Linked DNA regions of Homo sapiens: region 1 is linked to region 2. Evidence: chromatin contacts called from ENCODE Hi-C or POLR2A ChIA-PET data. All regions are on one chromosome and are shown on one strand. The core of a region is the stretch at or near the end of the contact, and the rest is flanking DNA. Distances in the headings are between cores, read along the strand shown.

Evidence for each region. Hi-C counts contacts between places; a loop is a spot of excess contacts on that map. ChIA-PET counts read pairs that join two places held with the same protein, here RNA polymerase II (POLR2A). Pooled maps may share reads with other maps.
Region 1: a loop to region 2 is called in a map of prostate gland, with 2.4 times the contacts of the local background. The contact joins the enhancer-like site here to the promoter of PCAT4 in region 2. A Hi-C loop is called at or near these places in 2 of 168 maps with a recorded cell type or tissue (prostate gland and sigmoid colon) and 2 of 50 pooled maps. POLR2A ChIA-PET finds 5 or more read pairs at or near these places in 3 of 52 experiments (IMR-90, PC-3 and activated CD4-positive, alpha-beta T cell).

What each region holds. Positions count from the first base shown.
Region 1 is chr4:80,201,615-80,206,550 of GRCh38, forward strand. PRDM8 (PR/SET domain 8) reads left to right here. Exons shown (of 4, transcript NM_001099403.2): 4 at 300-2,715. The coding sequence ends at 1,918. Among named protein-coding and RNA genes, the nearest start is that of PRDM8, 6.6 kb to the left of the region's middle. RefSeq lists an enhancer at 1-409 and silencers at 772-851, 1,312-1,411. Within about 2 kb of position 1,362, at least 26 of the 41 ENCODE cell types and tissues checked have a DNase peak (open chromatin) inside an H3K27ac peak, as active enhancers do; they include IMR-90, prostate gland and sigmoid colon, where a contact is called at or near this core.
Region 2 is chr4:79,825,165-79,830,597 of GRCh38, forward strand. PCAT4 (prostate cancer associated transcript 4) reads left to right here and starts at 2,307. Exons shown (of 2, transcript NR_026555.1): 1 at 2,307-2,439.

The sequences.
Region 1 (4,936 bases), core at 112-2,611, 380 kb after region 2:
TCTTCCCTTCGGGTGTCTCATAGGAAGATTCTGAGATGTAGTCTGGAATGAAGTTAAACAGATAGGTGAGGATAAAGCGAGGAAACTTGCTTGTTTGCTGTATTCCCTCCAAATCAGGAGGGAAAGTTAGATCAGGTTGGTCATTCTTTTCTCAGGCACTCAGGCCCTGAGAAATGAAGGTGGATTTGTCAAGGGGATGGTGGCAAACTGGCTTGGGGGCGATGCTGAGTAATCATGTGGTGTGCGTGTGTGTGTGTGTGTGCGTGCGTGCGTGTGTGTGGTGTTTGCTCACTAAGCAGGGTCGTCCCCTTACACATGCCTGGAATGCAGCCAACGTTTCCAGTTTGAGTTCCCCTATGTGGCGCATCTGCGTTTCCGCTGCCCCAAGAGACTTCACAGCGCTGATATAAGTCCCCAAGACGAACAAGGCGGCGGCGTGGGCACCAAGGACCACGGGGGCGGCGGCGGCGGTGGCAAAGACCAGCAGCAGCAGCAGCAGGAGGCACCTTTAGGCCCGGGTCCCAAGTTTTGCAAAGCCGGCCCCCTCCACCACTACCCATCCCCCTCCCCGGAAAGCAGCAACCCATCCGCTGCCGCCGGCGGCAGCAGCGCGAAGCCATCCACAGACTTCCACAACCTGGCCAGGGAGCTGGAAAACTCCCGGGGAGGCAGCAGCTGCTCCCCAGCCCAGAGCCTCAGCAGCGGTAGCGGCAGCGGCGGCGGCGGCGGCCACCAGGAGGCGGAGCTGAGTCCCGACGGCATCGCCACGGGCGGCGGCAAAGGAAAGAGGAAATTCCCGGAGGAGGCGGCGGAGGGCGGCGGTGGCGCTGGTCTGGTAGGGGGCCGGGGCCGCTTCGTAGAGCGGCCCCTCCCGGCCTCCAAGGAGGATCTGGTGTGCACACCGCAGCAGTACCGAGCCTCGGGCAGCTACTTCGGCCTGGAAGAGAACGGCCGCCTCTTCGCGCCGCCAAGTCCCGAGACGGGCGAGGCGAAGCGCAGCGCCTTCGTGGAGGTGAAGAAGGCTGCCCGCGCGGCCAGCCTGCAGGAGGAGGGGACAGCCGACGGCGCGGGAGTCGCCTCCGAGGACCAGGACGCTGGCGGCGGCGGCGGCTCCTCCACGCCCGCGGCCGCGTCACCGGTGGGCGCCGAGAAGCTGCTGGCCCCGCGGCCTGGGGGCCCGCTGCCCAGCCGGCTCGAGGGCGGCAGTCCTGCGAGGGGCAGCGCCTTCACTTCGGTGCCGCAGCTGGGCAGCGCGGGCAGCACCAGCGGTGGGGGCGGAACGGGCGCCGGGGCCGCAGGCGGCGCGGGCGGGGGCCAGGGCGCCGCGTCGGACGAGCGCAAAAGCGCCTTCTCGCAGCCAGCACGCTCTTTCTCGCAGCTGTCCCCGCTGGTGCTGGGCCAGAAGCTGGGCGCGCTCGAGCCATGCCACCCCGCCGACGGCGTGGGCCCCACCAGACTCTATCCCGCCGCCGCGGACCCTCTAGCGGTGAAGCTCCAGGGGGCCGCGGACCTGAACGGAGGTTGCGGGTCCCTGCCGAGCGGCGGCGGCGGCCTGCCTAAGCAGAGCCCCTTCCTGTACGCCACCGCCTTCTGGCCCAAGAGCTCCGCTGCCGCTGCAGCCGCGGCTGCGGCGGCGGCCGCGGGGCCCTTGCAGCTGCAGCTGCCCTCGGCGCTCACGCTGCTGCCGCCCTCCTTCACCTCGCTGTGTCTGCCCGCGCAGAACTGGTGCGCCAAGTGCAATGCCTCCTTCCGCATGACCTCCGACCTGGTGTACCATATGAGGTCGCACCACAAAAAGGAGTATGCGATGGAGCCCTTGGTGAAGCGGCGGCGAGAGGAGAAACTCAAGTGCCCCATCTGCAATGAGTCCTTCAGGGAGCGCCACCACCTCTCCAGGCACATGACCTCGCATAATTGACTCGGAAAGGACCCCAGCTTTCCACGCGCGCGCAAGCACAGTTAAGCCACCTGCAGGAATAAACACGCGAGAACATCCACCGCTTCCTTGCACCCCGAAACCCTGCACAAAGACACATACATTCACCGCCCCCCCGCCCCCCCAACGCGCACACACACGTCCTCTCCTCCCAGGAACCTCATTCAAATATTTACCCGGGACACACACCCCCCCCCACACACACACACAGACACACTCACACACAAGAGCCAGGATGGTGGAGTTTTGATTGGGTGGGTTGTTTGAGGGGGTTTTCTTTTGAATGCACGCATTTTCACTTTCCCCAAAACAAAGGTACATTTTTTAAAATGTCATATATTGCAACATATTGATGCATTTGTCATACGTTTCTACTTAAATTATTAAGCACTTACGATTTAGATGTAATAATTATATGTAAGGGCAAAATTTATTTTAGATATAAAGTAAAGGAGGAGGGTGAGATGCTTTCTGCATTTCTTGATGACAGTTTGTGTTCCTACAAAAATAAACAAAATGAATAAAAAGGGATCACCATTCAATTTGAGTTTCCAGGGGGAAGTGCATGTATAATGAAATGATAATGGACTTCAATGAAGAATGTCATCAATTATGTACATATGTATTTTCTTTTAATACAAAGTGTAATTTTGTGCCAGTGAAATGGAGTCTGAATAGTTATGTGTTTCTTTTATCCCTGGAAATATTTATTAAACTTTATAGTTTATCCGAGTATGTTGGATGCTTTGACAATAAATGACTATTTTCTTCAAAGCAAATATTTGGAAAGTTTTTAAATTTTATCGTTGTAGTTAAGGACTATACTTTGAGTAAATGTCACTTATTTTCACTGAGTTCCTGAAAAGAAGGGAAGAAACAGCATAAGAGAGAATGATAAACCTGGCACCATTTGCATTTATGTACTCTAAGCCAATTTTGAGCCTAAAAGAAGATAAGTTTTTATTATCACTTCGAAAATATTTAGCTGGAAAGTGTTGTGCATCTTGATCAAAGACAAATCATTTAGACAAAGATGCCTGCCATGCAGCTAACCTGTCACTGGGACACCAGCATTCTTTTCAGCAGCAGGATAATTAGCATCTTCACAAATGGTCTGAGACAAACAATGTTCAGGCTGGGATCTGTGAGACCAGATGAAAAGCCCACTTTAGGTTCTACTAGTGATGGCTAAATAGAAGGGTATCTTGTACTCTAATGTCATTACAATGGCATTCTGTCATAAGCTATTTAGAGATCCTGTGGGGAGTTTCCCTAAAAACCAAGGTGGAATGACCGTGGTTTGATCATGGTCTATGTATTGCAAGGCCCATCTTTCCTTCTAAAGGCATGGACAACTGTATAGCCTCTGCAAAAAACGCGTCCTGAAACATTACAATGCAGAAAAACCTGACGATTGCCCTCCTCTTTCTACTCTTCCCTTTATGAAAAGTACTTCTGTACTCTTTACATACTGATAACTAATTAAATATTGAGTGTAGAAAGTCTAGGTGTATGTGATACGACCAGTAACCATTAGACATAAAACCAAATGAACGATAATTCTTTAGGCCTTAGGATAGCATGCACTTAATCCACAGGCATCTTCATAGTCACTCTGGAAACAGGCACTGCACTGGTTTAGCTATCACAGGAGTTGTCTCATTTTTTTTCTCCTTTCTTCACATCCTGAAGACTCTCCCCTGTATATGAAGGTGGAAGCTTGTGAAAAGGTCTGACATGGGAAGTGTATACAAGGTCTCATTACAGGCTTTGCAATGGTTTTCCCTAACAGGATATTAAAGCCTTCATTATTTTAGGACCTCTACAAAGCAAGTTATGATTAGGGCAGGGAGCAGGTTAAGAGTAGGTATAGAGCAAAATGATGTACCTATTGGGAATGTGACCTAGATTGCTAAAAAAGCAGGTGTGGTTCTTTAAGATCATCCAAATATATATATATATATATTTGCTACATTTCTTTGAGGCCTGCTCTCAGTTTTCCTAGGCAACATTTGGATGATCTGAAACACTAAACCCCAGCAAACTGTCTAAAATTCTAATTCTACCTCTGCTATTCACAACTAGCGTGACACTGCATCTTTGTTGACATAATTTGAATTACTTGCAGCTTGGTTTTCTCATCTGTAAAATAAGCAAAGCAGGTTCTACTATTTTTTAAAGTACTTCTAGCACTGGGAAATATTTTTTTTTTCCCTGATGAGTTAATCAGGCTCCAATTGAACACAAAGAGGTCTTTCTAGAGAAAGGTCAAGATTATGAAGGAAATTTGACGTGAGGAAGCAAATTGAAGTCAAATTTGGAGGCAAATTGCATCCACAGATCCTTAAATCACAATGTCTGATAGGCCGACTAAATTGTCCATGTCTGGGACACTAGATCTCTGGAGCAAAAATCTCTCAAAAACAAACAAACAAACAAGCAAACAAACACAGCTTATCCTAGGCCTTTCAAAAAAAAATCTTGAATGCCCTTTTCCTTTCTATCTGATCCTTCTGGAATCTCCTTTTCAGGAAAGCAGCTTTACTTTCCACTGAGGATTCAGACAGGGATGAAATGAGGTCTAGAAAAAGGTAAATATTGCTTTTTGATATTGACTTCGTTATAGGCTGGAATCATATTTTCTAAAGAGTACGTATAGACGCTTTGCCACGAGTAGACACTTGGTGAGCCTCCCCTGTGTTTTCTTTTGTACGGTCATTAACTTAATCATAGGATCAGGAAGAAAGCCGAGCCTTGGCTGAGCTACTGCCCAGGCGATCCAGGTAGGTGTGTTAGTGGCAGACAGTTTCGGGCTGGGTAGCTATGTTGTTCAATCTGTCCACAAGACCATTTTGGCGGGAAGTAGTAGAGGAAAGGTGCCCAAAGCTACTTTTGCCTTCAGCCAAGGCAAACTCAGAAATGTTTTATTTTAATGCTGCATTTTCAAGTTTCAGAAGTATTTCATAACCTTCTCCTGTGTCTGAACCTTCTCAGAGGGGA
Region 2 (5,433 bases), core at 1,057-3,556:
CAATTTGTGCAGTTAATGCAATTATTATAGGGTCCTGAGGCAACATACATCCTCCTCAGCTGACAGGATTAAGAGATTAAAGTAAAGACAGGCATAGGAAATCACAAGGGTATTGATTGGGGAAGTGGTAAGTGTCCATGAAATCTTTACAATTTATGTTTAGAGATTGCAGTAAAGACAGGCATAAGAAATTATAAAAGCATTAATTTGGGGAACTAATAAATGTCCATAAAATCTTCACAATCCACATTCTTCTGCCATGGCTTCAGCTGGTCCCTCCGTTTGGGGTCCCTGACTTCCCACAACATCTCTCCCTTTCTTTTTATATAAATGTGCCATGGCGATGAAGGCTTGTTCGTTCTCCCGATTTTGATGCAGGATTCTTTGACTGGTCTGGCACACTAAAAACAAGCCGATTAAACAGAGAAACATAATTCCAAAATGTACTACAGTGGAGCCCCCAGTAGACTTAATCCAAGTCATGGGGTTTAATCCATAAAGATTTTCTGCCATCTGATCTAACGCCTCAGCTCCAGGCACAATGGATAAGTGAGCTTGAGAGGCTTCAAAAATTTGTTTCTTTAATTTAGTTATGTCCAATGATAAATTATCTTCTCTACCCAGAAGATGTCCTTTGACCATTTCCCATGAATGATCAGTCTCATTATAGGAATATGGGGTGATGTAGAAATCTGAAGTATTCCAATCGCACTGCATTTGCATGAGATGCTCGAGACTCACTACCCGATCTCCAACCCAAATAACAGACTGTCTTAAATCATTAATTTGATTTGCCAATTTTTGATCGATGCCTTGTTGAGAATTCCACATTTGGGTGGAAATGGCTTGCCAATCATTAACAAAATGAGCTGTTTGAATGGATTGGTGTAATGCCATTCCGGCAGTGGTGGCCATTGCAGTGACTGTAATTAGGCCCATGATAACAGTGACTAAAGTGAAAACAAATCTCTTAGATCTTTTTAGAATTCGCTGTAGCACTTCCTTATTGAGGGGGAGGATTCCCAAGGTCTAGGTAAAGTTACCGGAATCCAGATTCCTTCTCGAGCTCGAACATTACATTTTTCCTGGAGTCAAAATGGGAGTTAATACAAGTGCATAGATGACAATTAATGCATTGGACAGTTTGATTATGTGTCCAAATTTTGATATTTCCTACTAACGGCATGTAAGGAGGCTTAACACAGCTCTGTATGGGAATAGTCAGGTTGGAGGTAAGTAAAGCAGAATGTCTGGGTCTACATTGATACTGAGTGGGATGGTAGTGGGAACAACAGTCAGAATAGTTTTCCCTTCCCACACTCACAGTCCAGACATGGCAATAGCCAATTTCCAAAGTTCTGGGTGTTCTGGGCTCAGAATGGGGAGTATCATATGAGGCCTGGGGTTGGGGGGTGTAATGCCTTTATCTACCCATTTTAAGGGAAAGAATGAGCTGATCCTCCTATGCAAAGTAGAATGATGATTCTCGTTCTCTTGATAAGAAATAAAATAAGTAGCCTCCAGGCATTCCCTTCCACCAGAGGAGCAATTGTTTTTTAAATAGCCCTTTGGTGCCCAGTCTATTACTAAACCATATGAGTCATTTTTTAATATTACTGCATGTGAGTTAACACAATCTTCCCAAATTAAAGTTTTAGATGGGCCCTCAAAATTTTTAGGGCACGGTTTTCCTGCAGGTTTATATGGAAAGTATGGGTATCTCCCATTACTCCTCCTTTCATTTGTTTTAAAGGAGAAAGGGAGAGGCCAGAGACCAAATGTCTCATTTTATCTGTAGCTGAACTTTCAGGAAGATAAGCAGCCCAGACTTGAGTTTCTAGATGTATACAACCAGGTGCATGTCCAAGGCACAGAGGGTGGTATTTATAACCCATAGTAACATTAAATGCAGTGTCTTATTCTCCTGGTTGGGCAGGGCAACAGTTATCTGTGGCTCCAGGCATCCACACACTATTGTTAGTGTAGATTTCTGCAGAAGCATCTATCCAGGTGAGAGGTTGAATAAGTGGAGGAAAAGGCACATAAGCCCAATAAGAATATTTATGTGTAGCAGGTAAATCAGTGTGAGAGGAAACTGGTGAGACAGAAAGTATAAGGAGGAGAATCATTAAATAAAACTTATTGTAAGTGAGATTCTGAAGAAGGAAGAGAAGAACAGTGTTAAGTATCCTGGCAAAGGAGCATTAGGGTTACAGATAGAATTGAAGTTGCTCGTCAGCTGATTGAAGATAAGGAGATTGGCCTGGATTATCCAGGTAGGCTCAATGTAATCAGGAAGGGCCTTTAAAGTGAGAGAGGGAGGCAGAAGAGGAAGTCAGAGCGATGTGCTGTGAAATCTACTACCGTTTGCTGGTTTTGAAAATGGAGAAAAAGAGTGAGGAACTGAGAAACATGGATGGCCTTGGGAACGTGGAAAAGGTAAGGAAACACTCTTTCCCCCAGAGTCTTGTAAGAGGAATGCACTCCTGAAACGTCTTGGTTTTAGTACAGTGACATGGTTTTAACCCATACTGGACTTCAGAACTATAAGTTAATAAATTTTTGTTATTTTAAGCCACCAAGGTTGTGGTTACCTATTATAGCAGCAAATAAAAAAACTAATCAACCTTCTGACTTGGGTTGGTTTTAGGCTCTGAAATGAGGATTCATGTGAAAGTGTTTTAGTAGGAAGTGTTCCCAGGAAAAATTGTTTAGGGAAGCAGGAAAATGGGATCAGGAAGGAAAAGATGCCAGGAATGGGTGTCAAGTCATGCTATGTTTCATGCAGGACTTGGATTCAATCCTATATGAAGCAACAATAATATATTTTACACTTAAAAATTTGATAAGAGGGTGGATCTCATGTTAAATGTTCTTACCACAATAAAATTTTAAAGAAAATCTTTTTAATCCCATAGGGGAACTCTGGAGAAAATGTGGGTTATTTGTCAGTTCTCCGAAGTCAAGTGGCAAGAGAGTTGAGTTATTCATCTCTGACCAGACATTGCTTATACACCACCCATAGTGGTGAGGTAGAGGAGTAAATTCCTAGGCAATTTTAGATCTCCATGCACGTAGAAAAATGGAATCTGAATGTTTGAAAGCATCCGTCTACCAAGAGACACAGGTGTTGGCTGTTAGGAATGAAAGCTGACTGGGAGCTTACACATATGACAACGGCAAAGAAACCCAATTAGAGATGGGTAGAGTACTAACAGTGTCTGCAACAGTTTCCTAATCTATGCACTTTTACTTAAATGAATGTTAACAGATTGCATTTTTTTATTGATTTTGTATCAAAGTCAGCATCTGCAATGCCACATACCATCCAGGGAAAGAAAGACTCAGTGCCCAAATGTTTCTGAAAAGTATCTTCACCTTCTCAGAGATCTGCACAATTCAAATAATCCACTTGTCAATAAGGAGTTTGAGTATTGCTGTGTTCCAGGAATAGTCTCTGAGAATCTAGTAAGATACTTCTCAGGTTTCAGTAGAAGTTGTGATAAGATTACAAAAATATAAAAAGTAATAAATTATCGTATTGAATGAAAACAATCCAATCTTTTGTCTGTCATTGCTCTGAAAGCATGACATTATGTAACTTCAGTGTTTAAGAATACCCTGACTATGCCCAGCTTCTCCTTATTAACTTTGTGAATGGATCCATCACATCAGAATCAGCTGCATCACTTTTCTAAGTCACCAGTTGTCTTCAATGGACATCATCTTTAAGATTATGTTCAAAACTGATTGTTTTCCCTTATAAATCTGCCTCTTTTCCCAACTTCTCTTCCTTTGTTAGTGGCATTACTATTATTCTGGCCTCTCAAGTTAAATTTATTAAACTTTTTCTTCTTGGTCCTTTTCCCATTTGCCCTGAAAATACTCACTGGTGGTGCTTGTGGCTGCAGCGTTTAACCTGTGATAATTTTGCCATGAAATATCTCGCTTTTATTATTTTTACATTGCTCTAGTATATCAACTTTGGAAACAAAAGACATCATTCTATTTATAGCATTGTGTTTTTAGTAGTGGTATTTCCATTTACAAAATATAGTAATTCTCAATCGCTGTTAAAATTTGAAGAAATTAGTACCTTCATACACTGCTGGTGGGAATATAAAATAGGGCAACCACCTTGGATAACAGTCCGACAAATCCTCAAGTGGGTTAAACATAGGTTACCATATGACCCAGTTATTCTACTCCTAAGTATATATCCAACAATAAAAACATAACTTGTTTCAAACATCTATAGCAGCCATATAGTTGAAACAATGTCTATCAACCGATAAAGTGGAGGAAATCACTGTGGAATATTATTTAGCCATAAAAAATAATAAAGTACTAATATATGCTATAACATGGATGAATCTTAAAAACATTATGCTAAGTAAAAGAAGCCATTCACTAAAGAACATGAATTATATGATTCAGTTTATATAAAATGTCAAGAATAGGAAAACCTATAGAGACAGAAAGTAGATTAGTAGTTGCTTAGGGCTTGGGTTCGGGGGCTGGAAGGATAACTAAGAGTTACAAGATTTCTTTTGGAAGTGTGTGATGTTAACATCGTTCCCAAACAGCTGTTGGCAGAAGATTCATTTCATGAATCTGATTTTTCCAAAACAGACAATTCTGATGATTGAGATGATTTTGATGTTAGTTCTGTTTAGAAATAACTCCAAGATCAGTTTTTATATTTTATTTTCACATTGAAAAGCTATCACCTTTGTTTCAGCCTCAAAGAGTGTGTTTATGTAAAATTAAATGAGCACTAGCAGTGAGCTGCACTCTTTTTTTTTTCTAAAGGGGAAAAGGGTTAAACCTGGTTTCAAGTTTGTCATTAAGTCTTAAGATATTGCTGCTACTTGTTTTCTCCCTGTGACCGCAACTTCTGACAGTCTAAACTCACTTTTTGTTTATATTGCTGGCCACCTAATATAGTGAGTCCAGTAAGTCTATCAGAAGAACCAAAAATATCATTTTTCTTGTCACTTCCTTGGTCAAAAATCTGCAATGAATCACTTTTTACAGCACCAGGAAATATGACCAAAATATTAACGTTTTATGCATGAGGGATCAAAGCCCTGGTCTCCTTCTTACTACTGAATATTATTCTGTTTGACTTCACCCTGTTGGTTTCCTCTATACCCTTTTCACAATTTGAAATTACATTATTTGTTTGTTTACTGATTATTTTTTATTTATTTTCTATTTCTATTTGGCTACATCTAAACTGTAAACTCTCCAAGGGTAAGAGATAGACATTTTTGTTTAACACCATACATCTTGTACCCTCTACAGGCTACTTATTAGTGCCAGGCAAACAGAAGGTTTTCAATCAACATTTGTTGATTTAGTGGAGAAAGGAAGTAAGGAGGGAAGAGGGAAGATGAGAGGAAGGAATTATTTTTCGGTTCTTCTTGCTGA